Regions from separate parts of the Mus musculus genome. Here region 1 is linked to region 2. The links are chromatin loops, found by intact Hi-C in ENCODE. Cell type or tissue: left cerebral cortex. All regions are shown on one strand.

Evidence for each region. Peaks named below come from ENCODE experiments on the same cell type or tissue, not always from the same donor. Only the 100,000 strongest peaks of a DNase experiment are listed, where the experiment ranks them.
Region 1: a loop joins it to region 2, with 3 times the contacts of the local background. A loop is called at or near these places in 5 of 42 quality-filtered maps.

Annotation. Positions count from the first base shown.
Region 1 is chr6:37,236,685-37,244,684 of GRCm38, forward strand. The region is part of intron 1 of Dgki (diacylglycerol kinase, iota); the gene reads right to left. Among named protein-coding and RNA genes, the nearest start is that of Dgki, 59 kb to the right of the region's middle. In left cerebral cortex, no CTCF peak of the experiment used is centred here; DNase peaks (open chromatin) are centred at 4,898, 5,182, 5,607, 5,905 and 2 more places; H3K27ac peaks cover 2,811 bases.
Region 2 is chr6:37,292,452-37,300,451 of GRCm38, forward strand. It overlaps Dgki (diacylglycerol kinase, iota), which reads right to left and starts at 7,525. Exons shown (of 34, transcript NM_001081206.2): 1 at 7,112-7,525. The coding sequence starts at 7,497. In left cerebral cortex, no CTCF peak of the experiment used is centred here; DNase peaks (open chromatin) are centred at 555, 2,869, 4,712, 5,517 and 3 more places; H3K4me3 peaks cover 4,393 bases; H3K27ac peaks cover 3,465 bases.

The sequences.
Region 1 (8,000 bases), 56 kb before region 2:
CCATCTGCCCTTGCAACCTCCCCTCCAGAAGAAAATAAAAAAGAAATAAAGAAAACAAAGACAAAAACAAAAAACCTCTTGCTGTAGAAGCTGTGCAACACAGGCCTCTCAGATCTCCTACTGTTACCCTGTGTCATGGAGATCCTGCAGCCTTGGACCTGTAGGACAGGTCCCTTCACATGCTCCAGCAGTTCATAGATGGAGTAGATGTTGGGGTGAACCAACTCTGAATGCTAGGTGGAAGCTGAGTTGATCAACTCTCCAGCACTCCCTGTCCACACCGCCAGGGCCAGCTCTACTGGACTCTGGTGAGGGACTTGGGGGAGGGGAGCAATTCTCTGGTTGGTGCCCATGACCTCCAGGCTAGCTCACTCCCCCACATTCCATCCCCACCCCACCCCCTGTCACCAGGCCAGCTCTACTGTGCTGCCCAGGTGAGGTACATCTGCTCCCCCAACATGCTACAGCTGGCAAGAGGCTCTCTCTCACACCCTCGAGGCCAGCTCACCTGCAGGCAGGGAGGTTCAGCTGAGGAGGCAGGTCTGGGGTCAGAGCACTCTTAATCCATATATAGCTGGGGCTTCAGAAAGTCTCAATTTCCTGAGTTTATTATGTGTGCACGTGTGAATTTTAAAAAGAAAGAAATACAGAAAGTCAGAAGGCAAATGTCAGAGCGAATCCAGAAAGGAATGAGCTCTGAACTCTTCAATAAATCTTTTATTTCAGATCCGTGGAAATCAGTAGCCTGTATATTCAATCTTGGAGTTAATAAAATCTCAGCGTAATCCCAGTACAGCTTTAAAAGTAAAAGTTGATCCATGCACACACAAGCACACACACATGTACACACTCATGCACACATACACACATGCATGTACTCACACACACATGCACACAAACACATGCACTCACATATGCACACAGGTACTCAACTATGTTGAAAAACCCAAGAAGAGTGCCTGCCTCTCGCTGCATGGAATCGAAGTGGAAAACACTTCTAAGGAAAGGGAACGTGTCTGGGGAAAGGAAATGTTTTCTGTCTCTGAGGGGCGTCAGAGTACAAAGTGGATTTGCAATCCACAAAGCAGAACTGCACAGTTCAGATGTCAGTGGCTGTGTCATGGTTTCAAAGTCTACGTGGTTTTAGTCCATCTGGGAGCTCGGGTCAGTAGCTAAGGAGATGGCTCAGAGGTTGCAGTACTTGCTGCCTGAACATGCCTAGCATACTGGAATGCCTAAATGTGGATCCACAAAGGCTGCATAAATGCCAAGGGGTGTGGTGGCCAGCCTGTGTGTAATCCCAGGGTTTCCCCAGAGCATGCTGGCTATTGAGATCAGCCATATCAGCAAGTTCTGGGTTTGACAGAGACCCTGCCTCAATGTCAGAAGAGCCATTCCCAAAATCGACCTTGGGCCTCCATGCTGACATATGCGTGCATGCATGCAAGCACACACGCACACGCAACTGGGTCAGAATTTAACCATCACTGTTTAAGTATGAAGAGATGAATTCCGTGAGAGGTAAAAGGCCACAGGAGCTCCCTTCCTAGGGGTAGGATTGCCACTGGAAGAAAAGGTGAGCCTGGCCTCCTTTTATCTCTCTACCTTTCTGACACATTACCACAAAATAAGAAGGGCCACAACAGATACTGGCATCTTAGCCTTAGATTTACTTCCCTGTCACTGTAAACTCAGAACTGTGAAAAAAAGACATTCTTGTCTTTACAAATTAACAAGGGTTTTGTTACAGAAGAACAAAATGGGCTAAGAAGGCATTTAAGCTTTATCTAAAGCCTAACTCGATACCAAAGAGTATGCAGTAAGAGAGTTGAGGCATTATCTTGAAACTCAAAATTAGGCAGTTTCACCAAAGCTCATTTTGTTACCTTCTTACATATTTGAAATGTTCCAGGATATATAGCCTTTCTGTTTCGCTCAGCTGCATTATTTTAAGATGATGAAGGCCTAAACAAAGAAACTAGCTGAAACTAACTCCTTTCCAAAGAAAGGAGTATACCTGCTTATCGGTAATTCTTGACTGGTAAAGAGAGTGCCGAGAGAGGGGCACACTTCATAGACCTCAAGCCATTCATAATGGACGGTTTCCACGCCACTACATCCCATAAAAGTCTTTATACTTAAAAAAAAAAAAGCCACTAATTTGCAATGTGGGTACAGAAATCACCAAACTACTAAGAAGTTAAGGCAAAGCTTAAGAATCCAGAGGTGATGCACAGGTCTCCGATTTGAGCCTCTTCAGGGGGTTTCTGGGTATCAGTTAAGACTAAAGAGAAAGTGATGTGAAGATGAAAGGCTATCTGGGGTGGGAGGATGGGGCCTAAAGCAACACTTCTTGTTAAGCTTGTGATGTTTTAATAAGAGAATTCTACTGGGTTGTCAATTAAAATCTGCCCAGGAAGAAATCTGGACTAGACTCAGGCTGAAATTCATCACCAGCATAGGGGAAATCGGTCACTGTAAACAGTGTTTGTGACCTGTACAACTGCTCATACAGTGGTGGCTCGAGGAGGGAGTGTGTGTGTCTCTGGTTAAGGTACTCATGCAATCTCTACCAAGGCTACCTACAGTCACTCTTGCCATTCAGTGCAACCCATCCCTCATCGCCGATTCTGAACCCATGGAACAAAACACCCAAGTAGATGGAAATATTTTCAAGGCAGGAGGATTGCATTCGCGTAACAAGATATTCCCATGGATAGTCCCTCGCAAGCTTTAAGGAAGGCATGATGCATTTTCAGAAAAGAACCAGACCACTTTTGAAATTTGACAAAGAAGATGCCAATGGACTGCTTATAAAACTCTTAGTTTCTTCATCCCACAACAGGAATACGAGTATATGAAATCTGGTGTTTGGGGGAGGAGTTGTTCCAGGGAGTTAATGATGTGTTAAGAGGTAAATACTCCTCAAACCATGAAGAGAGGTGGTTAAGGACAGTTACCAGATCAAGAGACAGGAGCTTTAAAGTAGCAGAGAAAGGCCTTCTCCTATGCCTTGGCAATTCTTGCAGGTTAGGAGGCAGGCCAGTTTGCATCTGCTTTACCTAGCATGGGAAATGGGCTTGCTGCACACTTTGAAGAAGGAAGGGATGTTTGAAGAAGCCAAGTGTGCTTAGAATCCCCTATAAAGAAGATGAACGCTACCAGCACAAGATGTGGTGGCCACCACACGATTGTCTTAGGAAGTGTTTATCAGGAGGCAAGGGAGGGAGTAAAGTACAGCTAGGATAACCACTGTCCTTGTCTCAGGGAACCATAAGTATGAACCCTTCATCAATATGGAAGGAAAGACGATGCAAAGCAGTCCAAGAAGTGATATCAACTACCTGCTGGATGCAGGGAACTCTGACACCAGACTAACAGGTCAGAGGCCAGCACATTAAGAAAACAGGTGAGATGCTCTGGTAGAAAAGGAGAAACGGGCTGTCCGCCACCTCCAGTGGGGATTAGAGGCGCTGAACAGCAAGGAGGGAAGAAGCCTCGAATCTAAATCAGCCTCAGGGCCTTTATTGCTGATTTCTCTTGCTGAGTTAGTGTGATGTTTTCCACATGAATGGCTTCTATTACCCAAATGGCCAGAGTTGCCAGGGCAGGGCATGCCTCACTGTACTGGTTAAAGATGAGTAGTGAAGATCAAAGCTGTCTTAGGTTCTACATTCCACACGCCAAATGTGGTTATCTCGAGGATTGTTTGATCATAGTTATAAACGTTAGATCAGTCAAAAATAACTCTAACTATTTTGATCGCATTCATACCTCAGAATCTAGTTCTTTAAAGTTATGAAGCTTGCAGGCTGACGAGATGGCTCAGTGATTCAGAGTGCTTGCTATCCAAGCATGAGGGCCTAAGTTCAGACCCCTGTCACTTACCCATATGCTAGGCCTGTACTCACACAACTGTAGCACTAGCAATGTGGGAGAAAGCCAGACAAACCTATCACTGGCCAGACAGCCTACCTAAAAGGGCTGAGCTTTAGGCTCAGTCAGAGACTCTATGTCAGTGGCATGAGGTGGGAAGTGATTACTAAAGAAAGTCTTCTGGCCTCCTCCTGTGTATACATGGGTACACACACACAACACACAACACGCAACACACACACATACCACACACACGAGTATCCTTATTTCTTTTCACTTCTATTCCACTATTTTGATGTGCTAATAGTTAAATAAAAAGCAACTCAGGAGTGAAAGAGTTTATTTCGTCTTACATCTCCAGGTAACAGTCCATCACTGAGAGAGACAAGTTCGAGAAATCAAGGCAGTAACCTCAGAGGAATGTCTCCTGCAGGTTCACTCTCAGGCTTGATAACTAGCTGTTTTATACAGCCCAGGACCACTGCCTAAGGATGGTACCACCCACGAAGGGCTGGCCTCTCCCGAATTCATTAACTACTAAGACAATGCCCCACAGACATGCCCGTAGGCCAATCTGATGCAGGCCATCTTTCAAATGAAGTTTCTCTCTTCCTAAATACCCAAGCCATACATATACACCAAACATACATAAAATATCTATTTTTTTAAAAGTGAGATGGCATGTTGAGCACAGAGGGGTGTGTTGATGAGTGGGATGCTCACTCAGGCTCTGGGCCTCCCCTCCTCTGAGATCACCAATTCCTAACCACACATCTTCTTACTCTACAACTCTTCCTATGAAGCCCAAGGTGCCCCCTTCCATCATTTCACTATGAATTTGTCTCACAAATGCTCAAGTTGTTCTCCTGCCTCAACACTTCAGTGACTCACTATCCTAAATCTAGTCCACGAGACATGATGGGCCCAGCCTATATCCTCAGAACGGTCCAACACACATGCACATAGCTCTGAGTCCTTCTGCAGGTAGCCAAGGACTCCCTCACCTCCATATATTTGTTCTCAGATTGGTCCAGATTGCTTGTAATGTGATATACACGCATGCCCACACCACACCCCCTAACCAAAAAAAAAATCCATCTGTCTGCAGAGCAGCCCAAATGTCATCTCTTTACAAAGTGTTTTCCCCAATGTTTCACAGGCTGGAGGGTTAAATATCTCTGTATCGGCACCCACAGTATTTTATTTTAACCATTTCTTCATCACTGTGAGCATTCATCTATGTTCCCTAAGAAAATGTTCTTCCATAAAAGCCCCTATCTTATGCATTTTTATTTCTTTCTTTTGTGTGATAGCATGAACATATGCTAGCACGCAGCATGTGCTCAACAAATTTCCTTAAGTGAAATAAAGTGAACCGAATCAATGGCTTCAAGTTACTTGCAAGTTAAAAGGAAAAATACGTAGAAAGATGCTTCCTTGTTCATCTCTAATACAAAGTAGGCCTCAATAGAAGTCTGGAAAATAAATCAATATTTTTAATGAAAGAACAGATATAAAACAGGGTATCCCTTCAGAGGGTATAAAAGATATATAGATGTTTGATGAAAGAATACATGAGACTTTTTTTCTGTTTTGTTTCTCAATTCGATACCCTAAGCTGCCAAGTTTAAAATAAATAATTGCAAGAGGCTGGAAGTGGGAGAGGCCTTCTTTAAAAACTAAAGTAAAAATAAAAAGACTGCCACCCACTCTCCTTGCTGCCCTCCCACCAGAATGACTATAGTTTTAACATCCATAATGGGATTGTTGCAGTTTTTGAGGGTGTTGCCATAGTAACCAATCTCAGCCCTTCCCCTAATATAAGATAAAATTTAGCAAAAGGCATAAATAACAGACTCCCATTAGAAACAATATCAGACCTTTCCATATAAATAACTCGGGTAATTAAATGTTTCAAAACAGAATACTTAAAGAGTTGTGAGAAAAATTCTGCAAAGTTTATTTTTAAATGAAGGGCTGGGGGGAGGATATAAAGCATCAGCTGGCATGCTTGGCTGCTGCGTGGTTGCAAAGAGTCACAATCTCCAAACTTGGCGCGATGAGATAGGCAGTCAGAACAGACAGGCAAGGCTCTGCACTTGAACATCAGAGGCCACGTTCCTACCAGGAACCTCTGCTTAGTCTCAGGAGTCCTTTCAACATATGAGCAAGAAAACTCTCTCTTCTAGTATCCCCAAATACAAAGGCCACCTAGAAAACATTACCTCCTGTAGGTTTCCTAATACAGTTGCCTGGGTGACACCACCCTCTTCCTACATCCATGTGTCTGGCTTTCTCTAAGATTCTTTCAGGGGACAACAGCAGGGATCACAAACTTATTCAGCACAGGGCCAGAGAGCGAATATTCTAGACTTTGTGGACCTCCAGGCTTTGTCCCAGTGACATCCTTCGGTGCCACTCAAAAGCAGCTACTGGCAATACATAAAGGAATAAACACGGCTATGTTCCAATACGCTTTGATTTGCAAAGGCTGATATCCAGATGAAGCCCACAGGCCACAGTCTGCTGATTCTTTTACTCACGTCTATCTTGGAGACTACCAGTTTCTATTGACCACAGGAAACACCGGGCCATCCTAAGCCCAGCAGGAAAGTTTAAAGCACAAGACAATACAGGATTTCAAAAGCAGGGGAGAGGCAATACCGCGTTCTCAGACGGACTCCAGAAAAGCCTGCAGCAATCTACTGAGGGAAACTGGGAAGGGCCCTGGAGAAATCCCTACAGCTTCAGCTGAGGAGGTTGGGTAAGAACACATGCTACTCTAACACAAGGTGCTGAGTTCAGAGCCTTGGCACCTACGTAAAAAGCCAGGCACAACCACATGTACCTGCAATCCCAGTCCCGTGGTGGACATTGCTGGAGCTTGCTGGACAGATGGTCCAGTGGAAAAACATTGAGCCCCAGGTTCAGTGATGCACTCTGTCCCAAAAGAATAAGGTGGAAAATGATATACCAAAATAGCTGTCTTCTTTCTCTGGCCTCTGCACAGAGGCCAAAAGCATCTACCTGCACCTGCACACACACATAGGTTCACAATGTGTGGATGTGCACACACACACATACATTCACACACACACATGAATTTTAACAATGAACAAAGTCATATATCATAGATGGTCGGGTACAACAGTACCCAAAATTAACTAGATGCTGCTCTGCTTTCAATCAACAAGCAATGCCAGATGCCTGGCCCAGTGGCATGCCTCTATTCAACAAAGTAAGCTACCGTCACTCTAAAGTCTGGAGGAGTTTCAGTATATTTGGAAACTTCCATGATTTTCTGAAGTTCCTTCAAGTCTCAGAAAGAGACTTGGATGGACAGCTGGTAAAGCAGAGAAAGCAGGCCTCAGGAGACAGAGGACATGGGGCACCCAGCTCCCTAGTCACCCACTAGTCGTGTGACCTGGCAAAATGGGACAGTGATGCATGTTACTGACTCTGCCAAGGACTGAGCTAGATAACCTACAGAAGGCATCTGCAATGAAATAAAGACCAAATCCATATCAGCTGCCTTTCTTTGCAGGGATCGGGCAAAACTCGCCCTTGGCTTGGATCTATCTGCTCTCTCAGGGAGACATCACTCAGGCCAATGCTGCTATAGTCCAAAGAATGTGCAATTGTGTTTTGTGTACCCCACCCCCACCCCCAGCAAATGGCTGGAGAAGGAGCTATGAGCAATGCCTAAGCGACTCATTAGCAAGAAAACCAGTCCACATGAGCAACAGTCTGTGACAAGCACCTCAGATCAGCAGCTCGCGCCTCAGTACTCACGAGTCGCCTCCTCCTCTTCCTCCCTCGTCCTGTTCCTGGATCTGCCACCGAAGGCCACTTTCCTCTGCTGACATCGCTCCTCCTAACTAGCCCATGTCTTCCTCCGTATGCCCCTCTTCATCTCCTACAATCCATCATGACATAAACTTTAAGAGCACTTACTGGTGGTTTCCCATTCCCTCACAAGTGACCAAAATTAGGCTGCTCTTTCTTGAGTGTGTCTGACTAATCTTGCTGGAGAGTCGCTGGTTTGTATCTAGAAAGGTTCCCCTAGACTTTTAAAAAAAAAAAAATCTGGGTAGCAAATCTCCAAAAGACTCATCACTATCAAG
Region 2 (8,000 bases):
TTCAGCCAGTGTGCAAACATCTGACTTAATGAGGTACTTTTGTCTAGAATAATCCAAGCTGGGTGGAGACCACACATCAGTGAATCCTGGAGATGTTGGGGAACTCATAAGCCATTCTCTTGTGCTGTGTAGGATACATGACTATGAGGAGTAGTTGTCACTCTTTTGAAGACTTTGTAATTAAGCAAATTATAAACAAAGCAAAAGCTCAGAGTCACAGAGTAAGCAAAAGCATTCTTCAAGTAACCTTGCACACACACATACACACGTGCAGGCCCATACCCACATGCACGAATGCACACACACATGCACGCACGCACGTCATTCAGATGGGTCTAAAGGAAAGATGTGTGAAGTAACACACAGCCTAGGTTGCTGGAGTGAACGGACAGTCCTCAGGAATGCTGGGTTAAAAGTTCTACTCACAGAAGGAAACATGGGCAGAAAATACCCTGGGGAGAAAAATCAATGCTGCCCTTGGAAAAGCATAAGACAGACAGAAAGAACCGGAGAGCTAATTAGCACTGCTCAGAAGGCAAATTAAGGCCTTTTCTCTGACAAGCTGCAAATAGATGGGTAAGGAAGCGCTTCTGCCTCCCTCCTCCGGCCTCCAGCAGCTGGCTAGATGGCTGGAGCAGGTACTCCAAGAGGAAGTTGTAAACAGACAGAAACACTGCTCTGGGCTGCTGAGCAGAGTGTACAGGAGAGAAAGGCAGAAGATGGGAAAACAGTATTTACAATGGATCTGAAAGAGGCAAAAGTGGCTGCTTATTTAAAGTTGACGATTAAGTTATTCATTCAATAAATATTTGTCTTCTACCTACCACTCAAGAAGGACAAGATTCTTTTGGACAGCTAACCCAGTTGCGTTCTGGACATAATGTAACACCCTTAATCTCTAAGCCTTTGGGGCAGATACTTCTGTGACCCCATTTTACAGTGACTATGTTGAGCCTCAAAGAAGATACGTCATTTCTCTACTATCATCTCTAATTCCTAGATCAGGCTATCACTAACAAAGTCATCTGAGTCCTAACCAAGTTATCTGAAGAGACCCACATGAGATGACCCAAACGTGGGCCTTCAGAGCTCTCACCTTATGGGGGAGCCTGCTGGCTGGCAAACAAGTACAGAGACTCAATGAGAGCATTGCTCTCAAACAGACTCAGCTTGTTATTGTGTTTCTTTAATCTTGCACATTGCCCTGGTTTGCTGTGCCTGGCAATATGTTCCATCCAGCTCAATTAGAAATTAGTCTGTTCCATCATTATTCTGTGCAAATTTCATCTCCCTCTGGTATTTGTTTATTGTTGTTTTGTGCAAATTCCTTCCTTCCTCTGGCATCTATCAGAAGAATCGCTCACACGCCCCTCAATGCAGCAGCTATCCCAAGATAGGACCTCAGAAAAAAAAATCCATCAGCCTTCACAAGATCTGTGCAACCAATGCAAACCCAAGAACACATGCTAAGCCCAAAGGTGACTGTGGCTTCTCCAGATGCCTCTGGTCTCAAAGGGGTTTCGACTCCAAGTACGCCTTGGGGTGGCAGAGCAAACAAGTACCCCAGATCCCAGCCCAGCAGAACAGAGAGGTGCAGCGACCAGGTTGGCACTCCCTGGGAGTCCTCATTTTCTCAGATTAGAAAGTCAAGTGTTAGAAAGAGCTGGCTCTCCTCTAATTTAATTTGGCCCCATGAGGCAATATCACTGTTGCCACAACAGAATTGAACACCAGCAAAGCTCTATTCCACTTCTCCAGCACCCAACTCCATAGGGCTCAGAGTGAGAACTCTCCCATATAAAAGAAAAAACATAAACAAATCAAATCCTTCTTCTCAGAGATGAGTCTCGGCAGACACACTCTGGACAGCAGTTCATTTGAAATCTCACTTGGTATGTGTCCCCACAGAGGAAGGTAACACTGCCGTGCCTAAATAATGACTAGAGGAAGACATGAAGTTACCGGAAGTGTTTCTGTCTCACCCTGAACTCTGTAGCTAACAAATGTATAAAACAGAGCACAGATGTTTAAAACTGGCTTTGTAAAGAAGAACGTTACATGCGGATATTCCGAAGACAATGTTTCCTGTATACTACTAACTCCAGAGCAAGGAAGAGACATGACCATGCTACTCTGTTTAGCTTCCAACTCCCAGCTGTCCCTTACTAATACAGTCTTGTTTGTGTGAACAGAACACGACTCGGGAACACAGTGAGACGTCTGTGTCGTCGGGTCCTGCCACTATAGACTCGACTAACCATGGATTGAAAACATTAGGGAAAAAAATAAAACTATTTCTGGACCGAGCATGCCATGTTATCATTAATGGTGTCTGACAACTCTTTGAAGTGCATTAAACTTTGTTTATGTTTTATGTTTTATTAAAACATGTATTAAGAAATGGAGATGACTCAAAAGGTGCAAACAGGTTATATGCGAATGTGATGCGGTTTTATCTAAGGGGCTTATCTGCACAGTAATCCTGAAGCCAGTCCCCCACAGCCACTAAGGGACAACTGCACTTTGTTGTTGTCATCAAAGTTAAGGAATAAGAGACCCCCTTTCTAGCAGTTGTCTACTATAAGAAGATCCATTGTACCGGCCTTTGCTTCTATACTGTACTAGAAACTTTCCGTGAGAAAGGTCAAGTGTGACCACTATGACTTGCCTCAAATGAAGCAAGTTAAGTCCACGAATAGAAATTCATAGATAATGGCTCCTGCCAAGGCCTCCTTACAAGCAAGCTTATACTTTCTCTCTTGCTGTGTGTTGCCCAAAGAGGAAAGGCAGCAGCTTTGCACCAAACCTCCATGCACCTACACAGCACCTGCAGAAATTATTTTAAAAGTGCATAAACTTCTAACATGGGTGTCTTCGTAGAGATAACAGGTGTCTTGGAGGTGGTTTTGTTCCCAGAAGCAAAACCAAACAATTTGCTGAAGATCATGAATTTATATTCATTTCCAGTTATGAAATAGTAGAGGGTTTCTGAAGGCACTAGCCATCGAGGCCAAGGCAAGGAGCCTCAGCCCAAAGGATGAAGCACTTAAGAAAGAACAGGGAGGACTGGGCTTGGTGGCGCACACCTTTAACCCCGGCACTCAGGAGGCAGAAGCAAGTGGATCTATGTGCGTTCGGGATCAGTCTGTTCTACAGAGTATACATAGGGAATTCCAGGACAGCCAGAGTCATGCAAAGACCCTGTCTAAATTTTAAAAGAAAAAAGAAAAAGAAAAAAAAAGAAAAAGAAAAAGAAAAAAAGGGAAAGAAAGAGAAAAAGAAAAAGAAAAACTCGAAACCTGAAGAATCTTGTGGTGAAAAATCAGTTCTCTCTCTCTCTCTCTCTCTCTCTCTCTCTCTCTCTCTCTCACTCACACACACACACACACACACACACACACACACACACACTGGTACCCATATTCACACATACAAAGAGTTCAACCCTAGCACAGAGGCTTGAGGAAACAACCAGAAAGATGCAGTCTAAAGAAAAACCTTTAGAGTCAGATTTGCCTCTAGCCCAAGCCCCAAGCTTCAGGTTCACTTTCTCTAAAACAAACACAGTAATAATCACATCATGGAACCACCATAAAGCTCAAATAAGACAGAACATACAAGCCTGAGGATAAGGCTCAGTAGATAAAGCTCCTGTCCACCTGGCCAGCGTGATCTGACATCTAAGCACTACTTAGAAGATGCACTGGTTTGGTGGCCATGTGTAATCCCAGAAGTTAGGAATCAGAGACGAGGTTATTCCCAGGGCAAGCTGGCTAGCTAGACTAGCCGGAATCAGCCAGTTCCCAGTTCAAAGACCCTGTCTCAATAAATAAATTAAGAGCAAATTTAAAAAGAAAATGTCAACTTCAATTTTCCACATGTACCTGCACATATACATATGCACCCACACACATTCCCACACTCATTCTTACACACAAGCATGCACACACACACACACACAAAAGAAACAATATGCTAAAATACTTCCCACAGTGTTGCCTGACAAATAGAACACAGTCGATACCAGCTGCCTTTTCTCTCTCCTTCTCTGTCTTTCTGGGTTTTCTTTCCTTTACTTTTTATTCGCTTAAATGAGAATTCTTACAGCAGCTAAAATAAGGAGTCCTTACATACATATTATATAGTCCTTTACAATATGTATCTGTTGCAATACCATTATTTGCAAAGAAAAAGGAAGTAGTAATTTTAACAGAAAAGTGCCAGATTCGTAGCATTGCCTGCTAAAACCTTTAGCTTTACCATCTACAGGAACTATTTGCTCTTGGGGTGCAGATTCTGAAAGAAAAGAAAAATTCTCACGGGAAAAATCATCCCCCCAAAAGAACAGCCAATGAAAGAAAAGATAATGGGGGGAAAATCTAGGGGTATGTAAAGGAGTTTATTTGACTTCACGAAGTAAAAAGTCAGCAAAATGAATAATCTGCCTCCAGAAATGGTTATTTAAAGGTTTTTTTGTAAAGGGCTCTGGTTCCTAAAAAGACAGGAGTCACTGCATATGCCCACCCACTCTTCATTTATTTTTAAACTCTAGCTTATATGTTCCTTAGCAACAAGAGAAGCAGATGAGACCCCCCTACACACACACGCACATACACTCACACACACACAGTCCTCCAAAGCCCCCTTCTTCACACCAACTTTCATTCTACAAATATTCGTGTTCTTCGAGGCATTTCCACCTGCCTGCAGATCTCCACTCCACCACCTCAAATGATCCCCTACATAGAAGCTGTACCTCCTACTCTTGCTACACACTTCTGCATAGAATCTATTCCCCCAAGGGCTTCCTGAATCCACTCCACTACCTCCCACTAGTCCCCCATGCTAAGTCATGCCCAGAATCCTTTCATCAAGACCATCGGGTCCACTGCCACCTCTGAGTCCAGCACAAAGGGTTACCAAGGCCAACAGGAAGACCATTTGCTATGACTGCCTGGCTTGCTTTGGCTGAGCAGTTTATGAGTTCAAGGGTCAATGACTGAAGCTTGGAGACAGCAACTCTCAGGTACTGGTGTGTAAGCATCACCTGAGGAGTGTAACAGCCAGCATCACCCACAGAGAGTGGAGGCTATTCACCTGGGGATTGCAAGCCATCTGACCAGCCACCTGAGGTGCTGTGTGTGCCAAGTGTCACTTGCCTTGAAAACTGTGAGGCTTTATTCAAGAAGAAATAGCATCCAAGAAATAAAAGCCACCACAGTGGCTTTCAAGATAGGTCAGTGTCGTGTACTGTTCCTCTCTGGCAAAAATGCTCCTGTTTCCGTGTCTTCTGTGACAAACACACTTCCACATGCCTGTGGGAGCATTTCACCCAGGAAGCTGCACGCCCCGACTCTATGCTTTTCTAAGAGAGAGCCTCAGAGAATGACCCCTGCCAAGAGGCAAGCTGAAGTGATTTCCCTTGCAAATTCTGGCTTCACAGCCCTATCCAATGAGGAGTCTCATGAATACCAATGACCCAGGAGCTTCTCTTAGCCCAGAAGCCCAGACCCACAATGTATTTCACGTGATAACACCCCCTCAACTTACAGCTCCTAAATTAGGCTGAATATAGTTCCTGTTCCCCTAAGAGCCAGACAGACCATCCTAAGTACAATTGAACTGCCTGTGTCCTAGCCTACCTCCCTAGACCTACCCCACTCCTCCCCACCTGCCTATTTTTAGAAACCGAAAATATAAAAAGATCCATTTGGAACTGATCTGTGTGAGTAACTAAGAGGACAACTCAGGTGGGAAACCCCCTCTGCGCACAGAGAGCAAAATGCAAGCAAGGGATGGATGCAGCAGCAACCACCTGGCTACGGATGGAGACCATTTAGGAATCAGCAGAAACCGGCATTTAGACACAGAGCACATGCCCTGATGACAGGGCCTCCAGTCCAGGCAATGCCTGTGGGGATTCCAGTGATTCACACACCTGCCCCCATAAACAGAGCACACCCTCGCAACCCACACACCTCTGTCATCTGCTTTTGCTTACATAACAGCACATGGTGTGACAGGCTTAATACTTTAGATGGTTTTTCTAGAAGAGAATGCTAACCCAAAAGGAGGAGGGCTCCAAAGATGCTTTCCTTGACCCGCCCCCCCCCCCTTTCCAAGTATCACTCTGAGACCCAGCAAGACTCTGCTTATGGCCTCAACTTTTAAAAATCACCAGTGAGGGTGGTCTCGGCGCCGTCTCTCGTGCCTGGGAATGGGAGAGCAGTGTAAGGAACCTATGAAATCTTCCCTTTGGTTTGGATCCTCACACAATTGGGGCTTCATAAAGCGTAATTGGGTGGACGTTCACCGTACACTGTCCTAGTGTCAAAGACACATCCAGCCTCAGGTGCCAGTGTGATCTCTTCTCACCAGCACTGGGACGGGGGGTGGGGGTGGGGTGGGGGCAGGGGGTTGGGGGGAGGTAAGCCTGGGAGTAGGCTGTCCACACTGAGAGAGGGAGAGAACACACAGGCATGTAACACCAACACCCACTGACATACTTACATACCTACAAGAAGAGACCCATAGCTCACTAGTCTTTAACAGACAAGAACGTCCCATAAGGATTTCTGTTCTGTATGGCTTATTCTTTGCTGCCTGTCAGAACAGATCTCAGCGATCCGGTTAGTGCCCAAGGCTCACCCAGTGAACTCGGCAAGGATGGGGGAGTGTGGAGATGACACTAGCCTAGGGACAACTTTGGCAACTCTTCTAACTGGGCATGTCTGGGTTTGCACCCCATACACTCACAGATGTGGTTTTGATCTTGTTCTGACCTTAGTGTTCTCTTCTGTTACAAGTGCACCCCTCCCTGGGTGTTACAGGGAGAAGAAGCTGGGGCACCCCACTTCTTCTCTTCAACCCAGAATTAGAGGATGAGAACAACATATCCCCAGGAGAGAGAGACAGATAGACAGACATACATAGAAGCAAAACCACGGAGGTACGAAGGTTGAAGAGAGAGAGAGAGAGAGAGAGAGAGAGAGAGAGAGAGAGAGAGAGAGAGAGAGAGACTGAACCCCAACTCTACAGAAGTGCCTCTCTGGAGCTAGAGCAAGTGTCCCCCGCCCTGGGCGGCACCTGTCTCGCTAGCTCCCGCGCCTACCTGTAAGAGACCTGCTTCCGGAAAGTTAAGTCCCTCAGCTTCTCCTCCAGCGCCTCTTCCTTCTCTTTCTGTCCGGCGGCCGCGGGCTCCTCCAAGGCAGCAGCAGCCGCTGCCCCTGCACCCCGCGGGTCCGCGCCGCCCTCGGCGCCCAGGCAGCAGCTCCCGGCGCCGCTTCCGCTGCTGCTGCTGCCACCCGTCGCCCCTCTCTCCTCTCCCGCCGAGGAGCTGGGGTTCATGGCGACCGCTCCGGCGGCCGCGAAAGAAGCCGAGGTGGTGCCGCTGCAGAGGCCGGTCGGGCTGAGGGCGCTGGAGGCGGCGGGAGCGCGGGCAGGTCCGCGCGCCGCTGGCAGGGGCAGCAAATGGCAGCCCCTTCCCGCAGCATCCATCCGCGGCTGCACCGCACCGGGGCATTGTGGGAAACTCCGTGCCTCCACTCCCCCTCCCCAACCAATCAGAGGCCACCTCTCTCCGCCTCCCCTCGGCCTCGCCCGACCAGCCGGCTCCCTCCAATTCTCCCACCCCTTCTCCTTTTTCTAAATCCAGAGCAAAAGCCGGGACTGAACTTGAACTCTGCCTGCAGGCAATGGATCGCAGTGGAGGAGAGAGGGAAAGGGTGGGAGCCGCGGGGCTTAGGACGCTGGGGACAAACACTGGTCATCAAGAAAGGAGAGTGCCCAGGGAAACTTGGAGGCAAGCCGGGTTGCCGCGCCCTGGTTAGCGCACAAGGGAAGCGGACCCGGACCCAGGAGCTACTCAGCACTGATGAGCTGCTGGGCACATCTCAGTCCAGTCCACTGATGACAGATGCCCGAGGCAGCATTTTGTCCGTCACCTTCTTGCAGCATCAGAGCTGGCGCCAAGCAGTAACCTCCAGACGTGGGGGACCTTT